Regions from separate parts of the Homo sapiens genome. Here region 1 is linked to region 2. A link is an interaction called in ENCODE POLR2A ChIA-PET data of the cell type or tissue named here. Cell type or tissue: GM12878. All regions are shown on one strand. Each heading gives the region's core, and the rest is flanking DNA. Links, peaks and the distances in the headings are about the cores only.

Region 1 (8,000 bases), core at 1-8,000, 150 kb before region 2:
TTCTCTGTAAGATAGAATAATGGTATAATAATAACAATGATAATTTTTAAAAACAGTGTATGCATTTTTCCTGTGGTAAGTTTAGAACCATCATTCAATTCAATGAGTACCCACTGAGAACATCCAATGTAGCACACACAGTACTAGGCACAATGCTTTTGAACACGGAACTTTATAGTGGAGACTTATGTAACTTCCATAGCACATTAAAGATCAAATGTTAAGACATTTCCAAATGTTAAAATAGAGCACTCCTCCTAATTTTCCCATCTATGGGATACGGGGGGCGGGGGAATCAATCTCCCAGGTTATTCCTGTGAGAGTACTCTAATAAATTACTCTGTCTTTTGTACAGGGTCCTCTCCTCCCTGCTATATCTTCAGGAGCCACTCCCATCTTCCAGAGGAGCCCTGCCCTGTGCACACTTGAGCTGTGGCTTCTTCCTTCCAGTAGAGCCCATCTGTCCTGGCCTTTGAAGGAGTTAATCAAGCCATATGTCAAACATTTTCCATTCTCCCCTCTCCAGGCCACTGACAGGACTGCACGTCCTGGGGCCACGTAAGTAGTCCTGAGCAATGAACTGTGAGTAGGATACTTGATTCTCGTTCACTTCCAGGGCAGAGCATTCAACTGCCAATGAGAAGCCCTTCGGAGTTCTCTTTTTGCCTCTGTAAGGCAATAGCAACATTCAAGATGGTGGCTGGGCCAGGCATGGTGGCTCATGCCTATAATCGCAGCACTTTGGGAGGCGGAAGTGGGTGGATCGCTTGAGGTAAGGAGTTTGAGACTAGTCTGACCAACATGGTGAAACCCCGTCTCTACTAAAAATACAAAATTAGCTGGCCTGGTGGCACACGCCTGTAATCCCAGCTACTTGGGAGGCTGAGGCAGGAGAATGGCTTGAACCTGGGAGATGGAGGTTGCAGTGAGCCAAGATCGCACCACTGCACTCCAGCCTGGGTGATAAGAGAGAAACTCTGTCTCAAAAAGAAAAAAAAAAAAAAAAAGATGGTGGCTGTTAGGTCCCTAAACAACTAGCCCTCTGACAGTCCAAATGAGCATGAATGAGAAATAGTCTATAGTTTTTTAAACAACTTCAATTTGGGAGTTGTTACCACAGCATAATTTAGCCTTTCCTGATGCACAGCCTTTCAATGATGCTCAAAATTTCTGATCCATAGTCATCACCTCTTCTTCCTTTTCAGGAGATATAGACATACGCACACACACACACACAGGTATAGATACAGATAAAGATGGATTTATACATAGATGTAATTTTTTTCTTGTCATCTCTTAGAGTTTGAGGTAGAAGAAAAGGGATGGAACTGGTGTGCCCTACAAGTCACCTTGATCCAACCTCTGTACATAAATTCTTTTTTTTTTTTTTTTTGAGACAGTCTCGGTCTGTTGCCCAGGCTGGGGTGCAGTGGCACAATCTTGGCTCACTGCAACCTCCGCCCCAGGTTCAAGCAATTCTCCTTTCTCAGCCTCCTGAATAGTTGGGATTACAGGTGTCTGCCACCGTGCCCAGCTAATTTTTGTATTTCTAGTAGAGGGTTTCATCATGTTGGCCAGGCTGGTCTCGACCTCCTTACCTCAAGTGATCCACCCACCTTGGCCTCCCAAAGTGCTGGGAGTACAGGCGTGAGCCACCACGCCCGGCCCTATAAATTATTTAAATACAAAAAATAAATAGAAGTTGTAAAGAGCCTTTAAAGAAATCTCACAATTTGAATTTGGAAATATACAGATAGAAAAGTTTTTTATAGGAAAAAAGGCACAAATGATGTCTTGGAGTATAAAAAGCAATGTACTTTGTATGAACTTCCAAGACAGTGTGGGAAGAATCTTTGCTGTAGCTCAGGCAGCCTTGAAACTATTGACATGTTTGGGCTGCAATTCTTTGTTGTGGGAGAGGGCTGCACTGTGCATTGTATCATGCTTAGCTTCATCTCTGGCCTTTATGCACTACATGCCAGTAGCACTGCCCCCTACCCAGTTGCAACAACCAAAAATGTCTCCAGACATTGCCAAATACCCCCTGAAGGACAAAATCACTTTGAGAACCACTGCTCTAGCAATAATCACGTATGGCCTTAAACCCTTTCTTACAGAATTGGGCCACATTTTCCATTCAAAAGAGATTAGCTCTTTCATGTTTATGTACTGACACAAGTATGGTTCCAATGCCATACAACTGGGTCCAAGACAAATCATTCCAGGTTCTCATGTTTAGGTCAATGATATCTTACCACCTTTTCCAGAATTACTTCTAGGGTATGAATCTTGAGTTTGTAAGTATCCTTTTAAAAAGACTTACACTTCATGAAGGCAATTTGAAAGGAATATGGTACTGACCCTATAGTAAGAAGGCCATTCCCTATATGCACATGCCAATCTCTCATCAAGAGCTGAGTCAATTCCTTCACTCTTTGAATTTGAGCTGGCCTGTGATAACAGAAGGCTGGGCGCGGTGGCTCACACCTGTAATCCCAGCACTTTGGGAGGCCAAGGTGAGCAAATTGCTTGAGCTCAGGAGTTTTGAGACCAGCCTGGGCAACATGGCAAAACCCTGTCTCTCCAAAAAAAAAAAAAAAAAAAAAAAAAATTAGCCAGGCATGGTGGTGCATGTCTGTAGTCTCAGCTACTTGGGGGGCCAAGATAGGAGGATTGTTTGAACCCGGGAAGTTGAGGCCGCAGTGAGCCAAGATGGTGCCAATGCACTACAGCCTCAGGGACAAAGTGAGACCCTGGCTCAAAAAGAAAGAGAGAAAGAAAGCAAGAAAGAGAGAGAGCGAGAGAGAGAGAATAGGGGAGGGGAGGGGAGGGAATGCAACAGAAGTGAGGCTAGCCTTTAATTTTTTTTTTTTTCTGAGACAGAGTCTCGCTCAGTCATCCAGGCTAGAGTGCAGTGGTGCAATCACGACTCACTGCAACCTCCGCCTCCCAGGCTCAGGTGATCCTCCCACCTCAGCCTCCTGAGTAGCTAGGACTACAAGTGAACGCCACCATGCCTGGCTAATTTTTGTATTTGTATTTTTTTGTAGAGACGGGGTTTTGCCATGTTGCCATGTAGAGACTCACAAATGGTCTCAAACTCCTGGGCTCAAGTGATCCACCCACCTTGGCCTTCCAAAGTATGGGGATTACAGGCATGAGCCCCCACAACTGGCTGAGGCTAGTTTTTAAGAGAACTGAGGGAGGCTGAGGTGGGCGGATCACGAGGTCAGGAGATCGAGACCATCCTGGCTAACCCGGTGAAACCCCATCTCTATTAAAAATACAAAAAAATTAGCCGGGCACGGTGGTGGGTGCCTGTAGTCCCAGCTACTCTGGAGGTTGAGCCAGGAGAATGGCGTGAACCTGGGAGGCGGAGCTTGCAGTGAGCCGAGCTCTCGCCACTGCACTCCAGCCTGGGCGACAGAGTAAGACTCCGTCTCAAAAAAAAAAAAAAAAAAGAAAACTAAAATGTTAGGCCAGGCGCAGTGGCTTACGCCTGTAATCCCAGCACTTTGGGAGGCCGAGGCGGGCGGATCACAAGGTCAGGAGATTGAGACCATCCTGGCTAACACGGTGAAACCCTGTCTCTACTAAAAATACAAAAAATTAGCCAGACATGGTGGCAGGCGCCTGTAGTCCCATCTACTCAGGAGGCTGAGGCAGGACAATGGTGTGAACCCGGGAGGCGGAGCTGGCAGTGAGCCGAGATCACGCCACTGCACTCTAGCCTGGGTGACAGAAAGACTTCGTCTCAAAAAAAAAAAAAGAGAACTGAGAGTTTCTACTTTTCTTCTCTTGGAAGGCTCACTCTTGCGATTTCCCCTCTCAGAACTCAGCCACCATGTTGTCAGAAGCCTGAGCCACATGGGCATGGAGAGACCACAGGTGGCCACTTCAGCTGACAGCCCAGCTGGGCTCCCAGCTGATGACTAGCATCAACTATCAGCCATGTGAATGAGCAGCCTTGAACATTCCAGACCATTCAAGCCCCCAAGTGACTGCAGCCCCAGCCAATATCACATGGACCATAAGAACCACTCAGCTGAAGCACATCAACCCACAAAATTGTGAGAGAGAACATAATGGTTGTTGTTCCACACCACTAAATTTTGGGGTAGTTAGGCAGCAAGAGATAACCAAAACAAGGCCTCTGATTCAACTGCTGTTGATGACAGAGAACAGAGGGTCATATCTACATGTATAATAGGCATAGAGCCTAAGCAGTAGCCCAGGAAATAGTGAACAAAGAGGCCTGGGACACTGGCAAGCCTAGGACTGCAGGTATCAGTGAAATCAAGTGACTGGATGTTCATGAGTAGCAAAGGCATTATAAATGTGACTTATTAAACAAGTTAGACATGTCTCCAGTCAAATATGATTTGACTAAACATACAATTTTACATGCCCATCACTGTCACAGATACTATAATACTGTGTCTAGTAAGTAAGTAGGGACAGTGTGCTGGGACTGGGACTATATGGGACTTCACACATATTCTTCTTCTTCTTTTTTGAGATGGAGTCTAGCTCTGTCACTCAGACTGGAGTGCAGTGGTATGTTCATAGCTCACTTGCAGCCTTGACCTCCAGGACTCAAGCAATCCTCCCACCTCTGCCTCTTGAGTAGCTGGGACTACAGGCACTCGTCACCATGCCCAGCTTATTTTGTTTATATTTTGTAGAGATGGGGTCTCACTATGTTGCCCAGGCTGATCTTGAACTCCAGAGCTCAAGCCATCCTCCTAACTCAGGCTCCCAAAGTGTTGGGATTACAGGCATGAGCCACTGTGCCCAGCCCACACACATTATTCTTAATCCTCACAAGAGTATAAAATGTAAGCATACTAATCACTCCCTTGCTCCCCTCTCCCTCTTTCCTTTCCTAATTCCTTTCCTTCCCCCTTTTGTTTTTCCTTATTTCATCAAGAAGAGTAGTTTTAAATTTTTAAAATCACAGCATCCATTGTTAGATGAATAAAGCTTCCTATCATTACTTTGGAGCAAAAGATAGAATCCAGAGCTCTGGGTCTGTTTTTCTTCCAATTCTTCCTAATATGCTGAGAGATATGCAATAATACTTCTCATTTTCCTGGCTAGTTAGAAACAACTTCAGCTTCTCATGCCTGTTGAAGGTTGAGTTAATATTTGAAAAGTGATATGCCGATTTACAGTCTAAAACTGTAGACTGTAAAACTGCAGCCAATTATCCTTTAACTCACCTCTCCACCTTTTTTTTTTTTTTTTTCTGAGACAGGGTCTTGTCCTGTTGTCCAGGCTGGAGTGCAGTGGTGCAATTATGGCTCACTGCAACCTCCGCCTCTTGGGCTCAAGCAATCCTTCCACCTCAGCCTCTAGAGTAGCTGGCACTATATGCGCATGCCACTCTGCCTGGCTAATTTTTTGTATTTTTTTGTAGAGATGGGGTTTCTCCATGTTGCCCAGGCTGGTCTCAAACTCCTAGACTCAAGTGATCCACCCGCCTTAGCCTCCCAAAGAGCTGGAATTACAGGCATGAGCCACTGCGCCCGGCCTCATCTCCCCCCTTTCTAACTCACGCTGAAAATGTTTCAAATTCAAATTTAGGGAATTCGCTATGGGTTTTAAAAAAGAGATAAAGCAATGGAAAACCATAGGGTGCCTTTCACATAGACCACAAAAGAAAAAACTCTAGAGGGGCAACTCAAATCATAGTTTAGCAATTATCTGTTTCTTATTATGATTTTTCTATGCCTTTTTATAGTAATATATTAATAACATTAATAACTATGACCAATAGTTCAATTAAAAAAATACTTTAGATAATTTTGAGAGTGCTCACAGTAAGAAAACTCTGAGGTCTTGTAATAAACAGCTATAAAAATGTTTCCTCTAAGATCTGATTAAAATTTGGATTATTGCTCTTTTGCTTTGGTAAATGTATAACAACATTCTAATTTCTATTCCTTAAGTAATGATTTCTAGCACCACCCAGAATGTAATAGCTTCAACAGCTAATCTTTACATAGAGAATTCTGATGTGGAGAAATAAGTAGATATCTACTGTTCCGGAATAGATGATATTTTCTTTCTTTCTTTTTTTTTTTTGAGACAGAGTCTCGCTCTGTTGCCCAGGCTGGAGTGCAGTGGTGCGATCTCGGCTCACTGCAAGCTCTGCCTCCCGGGTTCTGGGTTCATGCCATTCTCCTGCCTCAGCCTCCCGAGTAGCTGGGACTACAGGTGCCCGCCACCAAACCCGGCTAATTTTTTTTTTGTATTTTTAGTAGAGACGGGGTTTCACCGTGTTAGCCAGGATGGTCTCGATCTCCTGACCTCGTGATCCACCTGCCTCGGCCTCCCAAAGTGCTGGGATTACAGGCATGAGCCACCACACCCGGCCAATAGATGATATTTTTTGTAATGAGTTTGTTCATTTCTATTTGTTCTGTGTAGTTATGAAACTTACACAGCCTGATTTTTTTTTTTTTTTTTTTTTTTGCGAGACCAGAGTCTTGCTCTGTCACCCAGGCTGGAGTGCAGTGGCATGATCTCAGCTCACTGCAACCTCTGCCTCCCGGGTTCAAGCAATTCTCCTGCCTCAGCCTCCCAAGTAGCTGGGATTACAGGCACGTGCCACCACATCCAGCTAATTTTTTGTATTTTTAGTACAGAGGGGGGTTTTGCCATATTGGCCAGGCTAGTCTTGAACTCCTGACTTCAAGTGATCTGCCCACCTTGGCTTCCCAAAATGCTGGGATTACAGGGATTAGCCACCATGCCCAGCCTATACAGCCTGATTTTATCACTTTGGTTTTGCGTGTGTGTGTGTGTTTTTTGTTTTGTTTTGTTTTTGTTTTTTTTGAGACAGAGTCTCACTCTATCCCTCAGGCTGAAGTACAGTGGTGTGATCTCGGCTTACTGCAACCTCTGCTTCCTGGGTTCAAGTGATTCTTGTGCCTCAGCCCCCCGAGTAGCTGGGATTACAGGTGTGTGCCACCACGCCTGGCTAATTTTTGAATTTTTAGTAGAGACAGAGTTTCACCATGTTGGCCAGGCTGGTCCCGAACTCCTGACCTCAGATGATCTGCCCACCTTGGTCTCCCAAAGTGCTGGGATTACAGGTGTGAGCCACCAAGCTCGGCCATCACTTTGTTTACATATGTAAACAAATAAGTTTACATATCTTATTTTCCCAACTAGACGATCAACTCCATGAGCACAGGAATCCTGTGTTCTCACTGATTTATATCACCCTCAATCTGTAGCACGGTACAGAGAAAACAATTTTAAAAATGGTCTCATTCATTTCACTGATTAGACGTCTAATAAACATAGTATCTAATACAGTCTCACAAACATGGCTTTGCTTAAAGACACCCCAGATTAACAGGGATCCTTCACCATAAGACTATTTGTAGAATACAACATAGGAACACCTTTCAAATACAAATCAAAGCACTTTGCAAATAAGAAGGCATCTGTTGACAAATATACATGACACTCACAATGAAGAGATTATATAAGAACAGGATGCAATAATTTGCCTAAAATTATATCCAAAGTTAGCAGAAAATATATATTTTCATAGCAAATGCTAAGAAGTAATTCTATAGATACTTTTGGTCAGTGTTAATCCGAATAACTTCTCTGTAAGGGGCCTGTCCCAGGAAAAGTCACTTTTTTGCCTCGTACTGAGCAACATAAAGAAGTGGAAGTCTTAGACTCCTGAAAGGAACTCAAGAAAGAAGTGAATCCAGAAACCAACCCCAGTAGCAGCACTAGTTGTAACAGCAGTGGTGGTAATGACAGCTAGCCTTTGCTAAGTCTACTCAGCTCCAGGTGTCTCACTCAATCCTCATGACAACCTATGAAGCAGATAGTGTTATTGTCCTCATCTTATAGATGAGGAAACTAAGAAAGAGTGAAGTGCAGTCACTTGCTCAAGGTCAGAAAGCTAGCATGTTTAGCTAGCTATAGAATCAAGGTGAAAACTCAGACCAGTCAGGCTCCAAAACAAACAA
Region 2 (11,255 bases), core at 1,836-9,835:
CAGATGGAGTTTCTCTATGTAGCCTAGGCTGGTCTTGAACTCCCGGGTCCAAACAATCCTCCCGCCCCAGCCTCCTAATTTTTAATGTTTATTTTGTGTAGAGACAGGATCTCACTACAGTGCCCAGGCCGGCCCAAAACTCCTCTGCTCAAGTGATGCTCCCACTTTATATGCCCAAAGTGTTGAGATTACAGGCATGAGTCCCTGTGCTTGACCCCAATACACGTGTTTTTATTTGTATTTTGTAATGTTGTCCTGTTTTAAAATATTTAATTTTACATTTTTGAGACAGGGTCTTGCTTTGTCTCCCAGGCTGGAGTGCAGTAGCATGAACATAGCTCACTGCAGCCTCCACCTCCTGGGCTTAAGTGATCCTCCCACCTCAGCCTCCCAAGTAACTGGGACCACAGGTGTGCGCCACCACCCCTGGATAATTTTTTTAATAATTTTTTTTTGAGACAGAATCTTGCTTTGTTGCCCAGGCTGGAGTGCAGTGGCACATCTCTGCTCACTGCAACCTCCACCTCCCAGGTTCAAATGATTCTTGTGCCTCAGCCTCCCGAGTAGCTGGGACTACAGGTGTGCACCTGTAATTTTTTTGTATCTTTAGTAGAGATGGGATTTCACCACATTGGCTGGGCTGGTCTCGAACTCCTGGCCTCAAGTGATCCACCTGCCTTGGCTTCCCAAAGGGCTAGGATTATAGTTGTGAGCTTAAATAATATTTGCAGAGACAAGATCTCACTATGTTGCCTAGGCTGGTCTCAAACTCCTGAGCTCAAGCAGACCTCCTGCCTCAGCCTCCCAAAGTGCTGGGTTTACAGGTGTGACCCACCATGCCAGGCCACAAGTGTTTTTAATTTCACTATCTATGAACACACAAAACAGCTGAAATAAAATGGCTAAATGCATGAGCCTAATATTTGTAGGATTTTAATTATTTTGTCAGGAATGAACTAATTTGGCACATTTCCCAGAAGGAGCCTGTGCTTGTAAATTGCATGTGGTTGCATGCTGAATTCTGCATCCCAATGTAAAAGACGGAGATCACCAAGGTCAGCCCTGATTTGCAGCCTTTGCTCTTTCCTGTCCGTGCTGGTTCAGGAAAACATTCATCATCGCGGTGACTTCCTTGTAACCTTTCCAAGTTCTTCACGTTCCTCATTTGTTCAGACTGGACAGTTCTCTGGTGAGAGTCTGGCCAGACATCTTGTCTCTTTAACCACCCAATGAGGTGTATCACCACCGGTTTCCTCCTTGCCTTCAGCCCTCTTAGTTGCTCACAAGACACACGTGGATAGGCAGCTGATACTTAAAAACTCTGATCTGGGATTCTTTCCAGAAATGCCTACAGCGGTCAGTGTGTAGAAATCAGCATACATTGAACAGGAAGCGATGAGGTGGGGGCTGTAGCAGTGGCCTCTGAAAGGACTGAGTTGAGATCCAGGATTGGCCTCTCAGTGACTTGTTTCCTTTTCCATGACTGCTTCCAGATTCCTGGGATGTGCTGCCCAGATTCCTCCTCGGGCTGGAAGGATTTCTTCTCTCAGCTGCTGGAAGTGTTGTAAGCTGATGGCTGATTGCCTCTCCAGGAACTACCCTCTTCTAAAAAAGGGGCCACCCACCCCACTCCAGGCTTTGCTTCCTTCCTGGGCATCCCACAGACCATACCTGGTTTGTGGAGGGGATGGGAGAAAGGCCTGGCCCCCTCACTCCCGCCCACCTTGCTCCAATGCAGGCACGTCTGAAGGGTCACCTGGCTGGCTGCAGCCCTTACTCTGCCTCGCAGCCCAGCTTCTCCCTGTGCCCTCTCTTGCTATCTGGCCTTCCCTTCCACAGGTGCAGGTCTTAAGGACACCCCCTAATAAACCTGCACATGAATGCTCTTCTCAGAATCAGCTCCTGGGATACAAATCTGCAACAACTCTGAACTTCCCAAAGGAAGTTCCTCCCCTATTTATGGAGTGCAATTTTGGAGTGATTTATTCCATACTCAGCCTCAGGTTTAAGGCATTAGGAAAAGCCAGCCTCTCCTCCTTCCCTGGGCCACAGTTATTTCTGAATCAGGGCAGTGAGACAATGAGAAGCCGGCTGAAGCCTTTCAAAAAAGTAGCTTTCCGGTAGGGCGCGGTGGCTCACGCCTGTAATCCCAGCACTTTGGGAGGTCAAGGTGGGCGGATCACGAGCTCAGGAGATCGAGACCATCCTGGCTAACACGGTGAAACCCCGTCTCTACTAAAAATACAAAAAAATTAGCCGGGAGTAGTGGCGGGCGCCTGTAGTCCCAGCTACTCAGGAGGCTGAGGCAGGAGAATGGCGTGAACCCGGGAGGCGGAGCTTGCGGTGAGCCGAGATCGCGCCACTGCACTCCAGCCTGGGGGACAGAGCGAGACTGTTTCAAAAAACAAACAAACAAAAAAGTAGCTTTCCTAATTTTCCAAAAGATCCACCAGAAGAGAAGTTTCTACATCATTGGATGTGAATGAGGAACGTGCATGGAGCCTTTGATGAGGAAAGACGCTTGCTGAGATCACAGCTGACCTGGGAAGGAGAAGGCGAGAAATAATCACAAGATTTGACCTACTGGCTCACACTACACCTGCCCAGCCACATCGGAAGACAGCCTTCCCCTGGATTTCCCAATTTGTGAGCCAATATGTTTACTCTTAGGCTAGTTGACTTCAAGTTCCCCATCTGTAAAATGGCATTAATGATACTGCAGCCTACCTTATGGGGATGTTTTAGAGAATAAACCATCAATGCATTCAGCACATAGAAAGTGCTCCACAAATGTTACTGATTTTTTTTTTTTTAAGACAGGGTCTTGCTCTGTTGTCCAGAATGAAGTGCAGAGTGTTGTCCGGGCTGGAGTGCAGTGGCGAGATCATAGCTCACTGCAGCCTCAACCTCCCAGGCTCAAGTGATCCTCCTGCCTCAGCCTCCTGAATGAGTAGCTAGGACTATAGGTGTGTGCCACTAAGCCTGGCTAATTTTTTGTAGAAATGAGGTTTCACTATTTTGCCCAGGCTGGTCTTGAACTCCTGGGCTCAAGCAAACCTCTGGCCTCAGCCTCCCAAAGTGTTGGGATTACAGGCATGAGCCACTGCACCTGGCCTGTTCCTGATTCTTATGGTTTTCAAAACCCATGGCTGATTTACATGATGAAAGAGAGTGTGTTTTCTTTAAGCATGGGTTCCTTGAAGGTACAAAGGTCTTTCTTTGACAATTGATACTTTCCTTCAGCCTGTACTTTGAAGTTTGATCCAGAGCTGAGGTTTTCAAACAATTTTAAAGCAATGACCTTTTATTATTTATTACTATTATTATTATTTTGAGACGGGTCTTGCTCTGTCACCCAGGCTGGAGTGCGGTGATGCAATTATGTCTCACTGCAGCCTCAGACTCCTAGCCTCAAGTAATTCTCCCACCTCGCCTCCTGAGTAGCTGGGACTCCTGGCACGTGCCCCCATGCCCATGCCTGGCTAATTTTTAAAATTCTTGTAGAGACAGCATCTTGCTATGTTGCCCAGTCTGATCTCAAACTCCTAGCCTCAAGCAATCCTCCTGCCTCGGCCTCCCGAAGTGAGCAGTGCCATTTTAAAAAATTGAAATCCTGGCCAGGCGCAGTGGCTCATGCCTGTAATCCCAGCACTTTGGGAGGCTGAGGTGGGTGGATCACAAGGTCAAGAGATCAAGACCATCCTGGCAGCATGCTGAAACCCCGTCTCTACTAAAAATACAAAAATTAGCCAGGCATGGTGGTGTGCACCTGTAGTCCCAGCTACTCAGGAGGCTGAGGCAGGAGAATCACGTGAACCCAGAAGGCAGAGGTTGCCGTGAGCCAAGATCGCACCACTGCACTCCAGCCGGGCAATAGAGTGAGATTCTGTCTCAAAAAAAAAAAAAAATTTGAAATCCTGTGTAGAAACTGTAGCTATGATATACATAATAATAATTTTTAAAAACGTATAAAGCACTTACCAGGTACCATGCTTAGCATTTTACTTACAGATTCTGTGTGTACACTTGCGTTATATATGAGTCACTGAAACCTCCCAACAACCCCATGAGGTAAGCACTATTATTATCTCTATTGTAGTTCTTAGGGAGCCTCTCCCTCTGCACTCACAAGAGTTCAGAGGATCTCATGTGGAATTTGATGACTATGACTCTCTATTTACTCTGAATAATGGATACCTTGAATCAGCTTTGGGTCACAAGACTTTTGTTAAAAAGCAGGAAATAGAATATATGTAGGACAAATAGCCCGAAGTAATAACTACACACACACACACACACACACACACAATATTCATTTTGGAGCTTTAGCTGGGTCTTTGTGTAGCTGACAGCAGTTGTTGAGAGGCACAGCAGCTCAGTCACAGACCTCTTTCATATTCCAAACAGGCTTGAGAAGACACAACTGGAAAGGGGAAAGGGGAAGGCAAATTAAGAAAAGGAATTAATATTGCCTTATACAGAAATGTGAAGGCCAGGCACAGTGGCTCACGCCTGTAATCCCAGCACTTTGGGAGGCTGAGGCGGGCAGATCACGAGGTCAGGAGATTGAGACCATCCTGGCTAACACGGTGAAACCCCATCTCTACTAAAAAATACAAAAAAAATTAGCCAGGCGTGGTGGCGGGCACCTGTAGTCCCAGCTACTTGGGAGGCTGAGGCAGGAGAATGGCGTGAACCCAGGAGGCAGAGCTTGCAGTGAGCCAGGATCACGCCACTGCACTCCAGCCTCGTGACAGAGCGAGACACCGTCTCAAAAAAAAAAAGAAATGTGAAATTGTATATTCATAGGGGAACAGAAACTGTGCAAATTATAGGGGGTGTTTGGAAAACATTTTACTTCCTCCATTTGCACTTAGACCGCACTGAGAATTTATGTTTGTCTTTAGGAGACTATGTGTGTGTGTTTGTGTGTATATGATCCTTCGGTTCCCTGGTGGGCAACTAAGAAATTAAGAGTCGTGCCTGAGCACAGTGGCTCACACCTGTAATCCCAGCACTTTGGGAGGCTGAGGCAAGTGGATCACCTGAGGTCAGGAGTTCGAGACCAGCCTGGCCAACATGGCGAAGCCCTGTCTCTACCAAAAATATAAAAAATTAGCCAGGCATGGTGGCACAAGCCTGTAATCCCAGTTACTAGGGGAGGCTGAGGCAGGAGAATTGCTTGAACTGGGGAGGCAGAGGTTGCAGTGAGCCGAGATTGTGCCACTGCACTCCAGCCTGGGCAACAAAGCTAGACTCTGTCTCAAAAAAAGAAATTAAGAGTTGTATCTGCAACTACACTGGTAGGAAGATTTGGAGTTAGGGCATCCACATCCACACTGGACTCTTTGATGAGATTAGGAATGCCAAGACTTCGAGAACTGTCCTGACCCCCTTGCCCCAAGGCATTACTCCAGACCTAGTAAATCAGTTTCAGGACCATGTCTTCTGCTCAGGGAGGGACATAGACAAGGACCCAAAACTAAGTCCTGTGGGCAGGGGCTGGGGTTTTGAATGGGCTATAGAGCTATGCATGGCAGTCAAAGAGGATGTTCGACAGGAAGTAGGAAGTGAGTTGGTGGGGGAAGATTTAGAAACTGAAGTGTGCCAACAAGAAAACCCAGTGAAGATTTGAACTTTTCAGATTTTCCTTTTTTTTTTTTTTTTTTTTTGAGACAAAGTCTCCATCTGTCACTCAAGCTGGAGTGCAGTGGTGCCATCTCGGCTCACTGCAACCTCCACTCCCAGGGTCAAGCAATTCTCCAGGCTCAGCCTCCTGAGTAGCTGGAATTACAGGCATGCACCACGATGCCCAGCTAAGTTTTGTATTTTTAGTAGAGATGGGGTTTCACCATGTTGGCCAGGCTGGTCTCAAACTCCTGACCTCAAGTGATCCGCCCACCTTGGCCTCTCAAATTGTTGGGATTATAGGTGTGAGCCAACATGCCCAGCCAGATTTTCCCTTTAACAAGAGGAAACTTCTTACATAGCCTAATTCTTATATGCTTTACTCATATATTTCGTACGTAGTTTGAGATTACCACAACCATTTAATGAAATCTGATACACTCACATACCTTGTGAATCATGGAGATTTGGGGGGATGGGACATGGGGGACAGGCTGAAAAATGGTGTGGCAGTCCAAGGCAAAGAAGTGAGAGACAGGCCTCTCAGGCCTAGGGAACTGGTGGGATCCAGGGTGTGGATGTCAAACAATCCTTCAGTGCCCTACATATAATTTAAAGTGCTGCGCTTCAGGAATCCAGAAAACTGACTATTGAGTTATAAGCATAATTGGGCCAGACTCAGTGGCTCTCGCCTGTAATCCCAGCACTTTGGGAGGCTGAGACAGAGGGATCACCCGAGGTCAGGGGTTTGAGACCAAACTGGCCAACATGGTGAAACTCCGTCTCTACTAAAAATACAAAAGTTAGCTGGGCATGGTGGCGCATGCCTGTAGTCCCAGGTTCTTGGGAGGCTGAGGCAGGAGAATTGCTTGAACCTGGGAGGTAGAGGTTACAGTGAACTGGGATTGTGCCACTACACTCCAGCCTGGGTGACAAAGTGAGTCTCTGTCTCAAAAAAAAAAAAAAAATTGGAAAGTTTATTTTGCAAAGGTTAAGGACCTGCCAGTAACACAGCCTCAGGAGGTCCTAATGACATATGCCCAAGGTGGTCAGGGTACAGCTTGGCTTTATATATTTTAGGGAGACATGAGATAACAATCAATACATTTAAGATGTACATTTGTTCGGTCTGGAAAGGTAGAACCACTCAAAGCAGGGGTTTCCAGGTCTTAGGTAGATAAGATGCAAACGGTTGCATTATTTTGAGTCCCTGATCAGCCTTTCGCTGAATACACAATTTACATGTGAGAGCAGGGTAGAGGAATAGTCACTTATGCCTTAGCCTGGCTCAGTGAATCTGCATTTTTCCATAAACAGTAGGGCAATTAGATACACATTTGTCTCAGGTGAGCAGAGGGATGACTTTGATTTCTGGCCTTTGTCCCACACCTGTGAAGATAGCTTTCAATTTACATTGCCAGGGTGAAATCCAACAGAACTATTTTAGAGTAAAGATCTTGAGGCTCACAGGGAATTTCTTTGTGGGCAAACTGCAAGGGAGGTATGTAGCTTTTTTTTTTTTTTTTTTTAAATCTTTGTAGCTATCTTATTTAGGAATAAAATGGGAGGCAGGTTTGCCTGACGCAGTTCCCAGGTTGACTTTTCCCTTTGGCTTAGTTACTTTGGCGTCACGAGATTTAGTTTGCTTTCGCATACCCAGGTCCATAACATCCAAGTGCATTTTTTGGTAGGGGTTGCTGCATGGCAGGATGTCAAGGTGGCAAGAGAGAAGCGTGGTGTGGGACGAGAAAGAAGGGGCTCCAGCTCAAGACGCCAGCAGCCAGTAGTGTCACTTCAGCCTCTTGGTGCCTCAGATTTATCTTCTTTACCATGAAAGGGTTGCAAATTTCACCATTAGAGATTCATTTTTGTATCCTAATGTCTTTCCTCCGGCTAAAATACACATACCAGCCAGGTGTGGTGACTCATGCCTGTAATCCCAACACTTTGGGAGGCCGAGGTGGGTGGATCACTTGAGGTCAGGAGTTTGAGACCAGCCTGGCCAACATGGTGAAACCCCATCTCTACTAAATATACAAAAATTAACTAGGCATGGTGGTGGGCGCCTGTAATCCCAGCTACTTGGGAGGCTGAGGCAGGAGAACTGCTTGAACCCGGGTGGTGGAGGTTGCAGTGAGCCAAGATCGTGCCACTGCACTCCCTCCTGGGCAACAGAGTGAGACTCCGTCTCAAAAATAATAATAACAACAATAATAATAATATTAAAGCAAAACCAGTTGTGATGGCTCAGGCCTGTAGTCCCAGCACTTTGGGAGGCCGAGACGGGGTTCAAAACCAGCCTGGCCGACATGGTGAAACCCCATCTCCACTAAAAATACAAAAATTAGCCGGGCATGGTGGTGTGCACCTGTAATCCCAGCTACTTGGAGGCTGAAGCACGAGAATCACTTGAACCCAGGAGGCAGAGGTTGCAGTGAGCTGAGATTGCACCACTGAACTCCAGCCTGGGTGACAGAGGGAGACTCCATCTCAATAATAATAACAATAATCATAAGGCAAAAAGAAAGGTCTAATCATTAGGTATTTATGCTAAAGTGAACTTATTCAAGAACAGGCTTGGATGGAGGAGAAAAGATAATTGGAAGGGATGTGGTGTAGACCTCTAAGGTGGAGGATGAGCACAGAAAGGGGAGGTCGCACAGACCAACGTAAATGTCTGGTGAGAACTAATCAGCTGAGTGAAAGAAAAATAAAGAGATTTGACAGTGTCACCTTTTCAAGAGAATAAGGAAGTAGAATCTACATACATGTCACAGCAGTAAGAGTTGAGTTTTACTAAATGTTTTTCTATTGATAAACAGTTGCTACAAAAGCACCCTTGGGTTTCTTCCTGGGTTGTGGTGTGAGTCAAATATACTTCAGAGTGGAAAAACTAATTTCTTTATTCCTTTTTTCTTTTCTCTCTTTCTTTTTATTTCTTTTTCTTTTCTTTTTTTTTTTTTTTTTTGAGACAGGGTCTCGCTCTGTCACCCAGGCTAGTGTGCAGTGGCGTGTTCTCAGTTCACTGCAACCTCAACCTCCCAGGCTCAAGCAATCCTCACACCTCTGCCTCCTAAGTAGCCACCATGCCAGGCTAATTTTATCTTATTTTTTTCTTGCAGAGACAAGGTCTCACTATGTTGCGCAGGCTGGTCTCCAACCCCTGGACTTAAGCAATCTTCCTGCCTTAGTCTCCCAAAGTGTCAGGATTACAGACGTGAGCCTCCATGCCTGGCCTAATTTCTTTCTTTCAGTTTTTCTCCCTAAAATATACAGTTGTTGTTCCTTTTCTTTTCTTTTCTTTTTGAGACAGAGTCTCGCTCTGTCACCCAGGCTGGAGTGCAGTGGCGTGATCTCAGCTCACTGCAACCTCCGCCTCCCAGATTCAAGCGATTCTCCTGTCTCAGCCTCCCAAGTAGCTGGGATTATAGGCACAAGCCACCATGTCAGGCTAATTTTTGTATTTTTAGTAGAGATGGGTTTTTACCATGTTGGTCAGGCTGGTCTGAACTCCTGACCTCGTGATCCACCTGCCTCGGCGTCCCAAAGTGCTGGGATTACAGGCCCACGCGTGAGCCACCACGGCCTCATTTTCTAATACAGTCATTCATTAAGAATGTAGGAGCCGGGTGCGGTGGCTCATGCCTGTAATCCCAGCACACTGGGAGTCCGAGAAGGGTGGATCACCTGAGGCCAGAAGTTCAAGACCAGCCTGGTCAACATGGTGAAACCCCGTCTCTACTAAATATACAAAAATTAGCTGGGCGTGGTGGCGGGCACCTGTAATCCCAGCTACTCAGGAAGCTGAGGCAGGAGACTCGCTTGAACCCGGGAGGCGGAGGTTGCAATGAGCCAAGATCACACCATTGTGCTCCAGCCTGAGCAACAACAGTGAAACTTTGTCTCAAAAAAAAAAAAAAAAAAGAACGTAGGAAAATTCTACTCTGTTTTATCAAAACTCCAAAACAAAAAAATTGGTCAATGATTTTTTAAAACAAAAATTTCAGGCCAGGTACAGTGTCCCAGGCCTGTTCAAGACCAGCCTGAGAAACATGGTGAAATCCTGTCTCTGCAAAAAATAAAAAAAATAGCCAGATGTGGTGGTGCAGGCCTATAATCCCAGCTACTTGGGAGGCTGAGGCAGGAGAATCACTTGAACCCGGGCTGTCAAGGCTTCAGTGAACCTAGATGGCACCACTGCATTCCAGCCTGGGCAACAGAGCGAGACCCTGTCTCGAAAACAACAACAACAAAAAAGTTGAATTAGAAGTCATAGGTTTTTGGCTGGGTACAGTGGCTCATGCCTGTAATCCCAGCATTTTGGGAGGTTGAGGTGGGTGGATCACAAGGTCAGGAGTTCCAGACCAGCCTGGCCAATATGGTGAAACCCTGTCTCTACTAAAAATACAAAAATTAGCTGGGCGTGGTGGTGCGTGCCTGTAGTCCCAGCTGCTTGGGAGGCTGAGGTAGGAAAATTGCTCGAACCCGGGAGGTGGAGGTTACAGTGAGCTGAGATAGCACCACTGCACTCCAGCTTGGGTGACAGAACAAGACTCCATCTCAAAGAAAATAATAATAATAATAATAATAATAATAATAATAATAGTAATAATAGAAGTGATAGGTTTTTGTTTGTTTTTGTTTTTAGACAAGAACTTACTTTGTTGCCCAGGTTGGAGTGCAGAGGTGCCATCTCAGCTCGCTGCAACTTCTGCCTCCTGGGTTCAAGCAGTTATCGTGCCTCAGCCTCCCGAGTACCTGGAATTACAGGCGCACGCCACCACACCCGGCTACTTTTTATATTTTTGGTTGAGATGGGCTTTCACCATGTTGGCCAGGCTGGCCTCAAACTCCTGGCCTCAAGTCATCTGCCCACCTCGGCCTCCCAAAGTGCTGGGATTACAGACATGAGCCACTGCATCCAGCCTAGATTTTTTTCTTTTTTAAGTGAGAATGTTGGAGGAGGTGATCCCTCAGGTCTCTTCCAGCTCTGAGATATTTTGTTTTGTTTTGTGTCTTGCTTTACTTTCTGGAAGTGACAGTGTTTGAAGGAGGCCCATGCCTGTGGGACCAAATTAAACAGAGCTCAGAGCTGGCCAATCTGTCTGACTCATTGAGAACAGAAGCACACACCCTGTTAGCATTTGTTGAGCAATGAAGACAGAGTTGCGTCTTGTGTCTCCTGTCTCATAGCATTTCTTAAGTTCTTTCAGAATTTCACCAGACACTGAATTCGAGATAGAGCTGATGTCGTTTTTTTTCTTTTTTTTTTTTTGAGATGGAGTTTCGCTCTTGTTGCCCAGGCTGGAGTGCAGTGGCGCCATGTCGGCACACTGAAATCTCCTCATCCCGGCCGGGTTCAAGCAATTCTCCTGCCTCAGCCTCCCAAGTAGCTGGGACTACAGGCACCCGCCACCACACCCGGCTAATTTTTTGTATTTTTAGTAGAGACGGGGTTTCACCATGTTGGCCAGGATGGTCTCAAACTCTTGACCTCAGGTGATCCACCCGCCTTGGTCTCCCAAAGTGCTGGGATTACAGCATGAGCCACTGCACCTGGCCAGAGCTGGTGTAATTTTCTACATAGAAGTTAAACTGGGTAACTCAGTTCAGAGCCCAGTACGAAC

The links. ChIA-PET counts read pairs that join two places held together with the same protein. Peaks named below come from ENCODE experiments on the same cell type or tissue, not always from the same donor. Only the 100,000 strongest peaks of a DNase experiment are listed, where the experiment ranks them.
Region 1: POLR2A ChIA-PET joins it to region 2 with 7 read pairs; 7 of 35 experiments call an interaction of 5 or more read pairs at or near these places.

What each region holds. Positions count from the first base shown.
Region 1 is chr20:5,794,079-5,802,078 of GRCh38, reverse strand. All of the region lies in intron 2 of SHLD1 (shieldin complex subunit 1), which reads right to left. Among named protein-coding and RNA genes, the nearest start is that of SHLD1, 48 kb to the right of the region's middle. RefSeq lists an enhancer at 3,757-3,956. In GM12878, for the core only: no CTCF peak of the experiment used is centred there; a DNase peak (open chromatin) is centred at 3,948; H3K27ac peaks cover 1,125 bases.
Region 2 is chr20:5,647,654-5,658,908 of GRCh38, reverse strand. It overlaps LOC124904864 (a long non-coding RNA gene), which reads left to right and starts at 1,341. Exons shown (of 2, transcript XR_007067511.1): 1 at 1,341-1,564; 2 at 2,445-2,779. RefSeq lists enhancers at 1,364-1,864, 1,865-2,365, 5,665-5,764, 8,066-8,115, 8,146-8,225 and 1 more. In GM12878, for the core only: no CTCF peak of the experiment used is centred there; DNase peaks (open chromatin) are centred at 4,861 and 8,332; H3K27ac peaks cover 5,780 bases.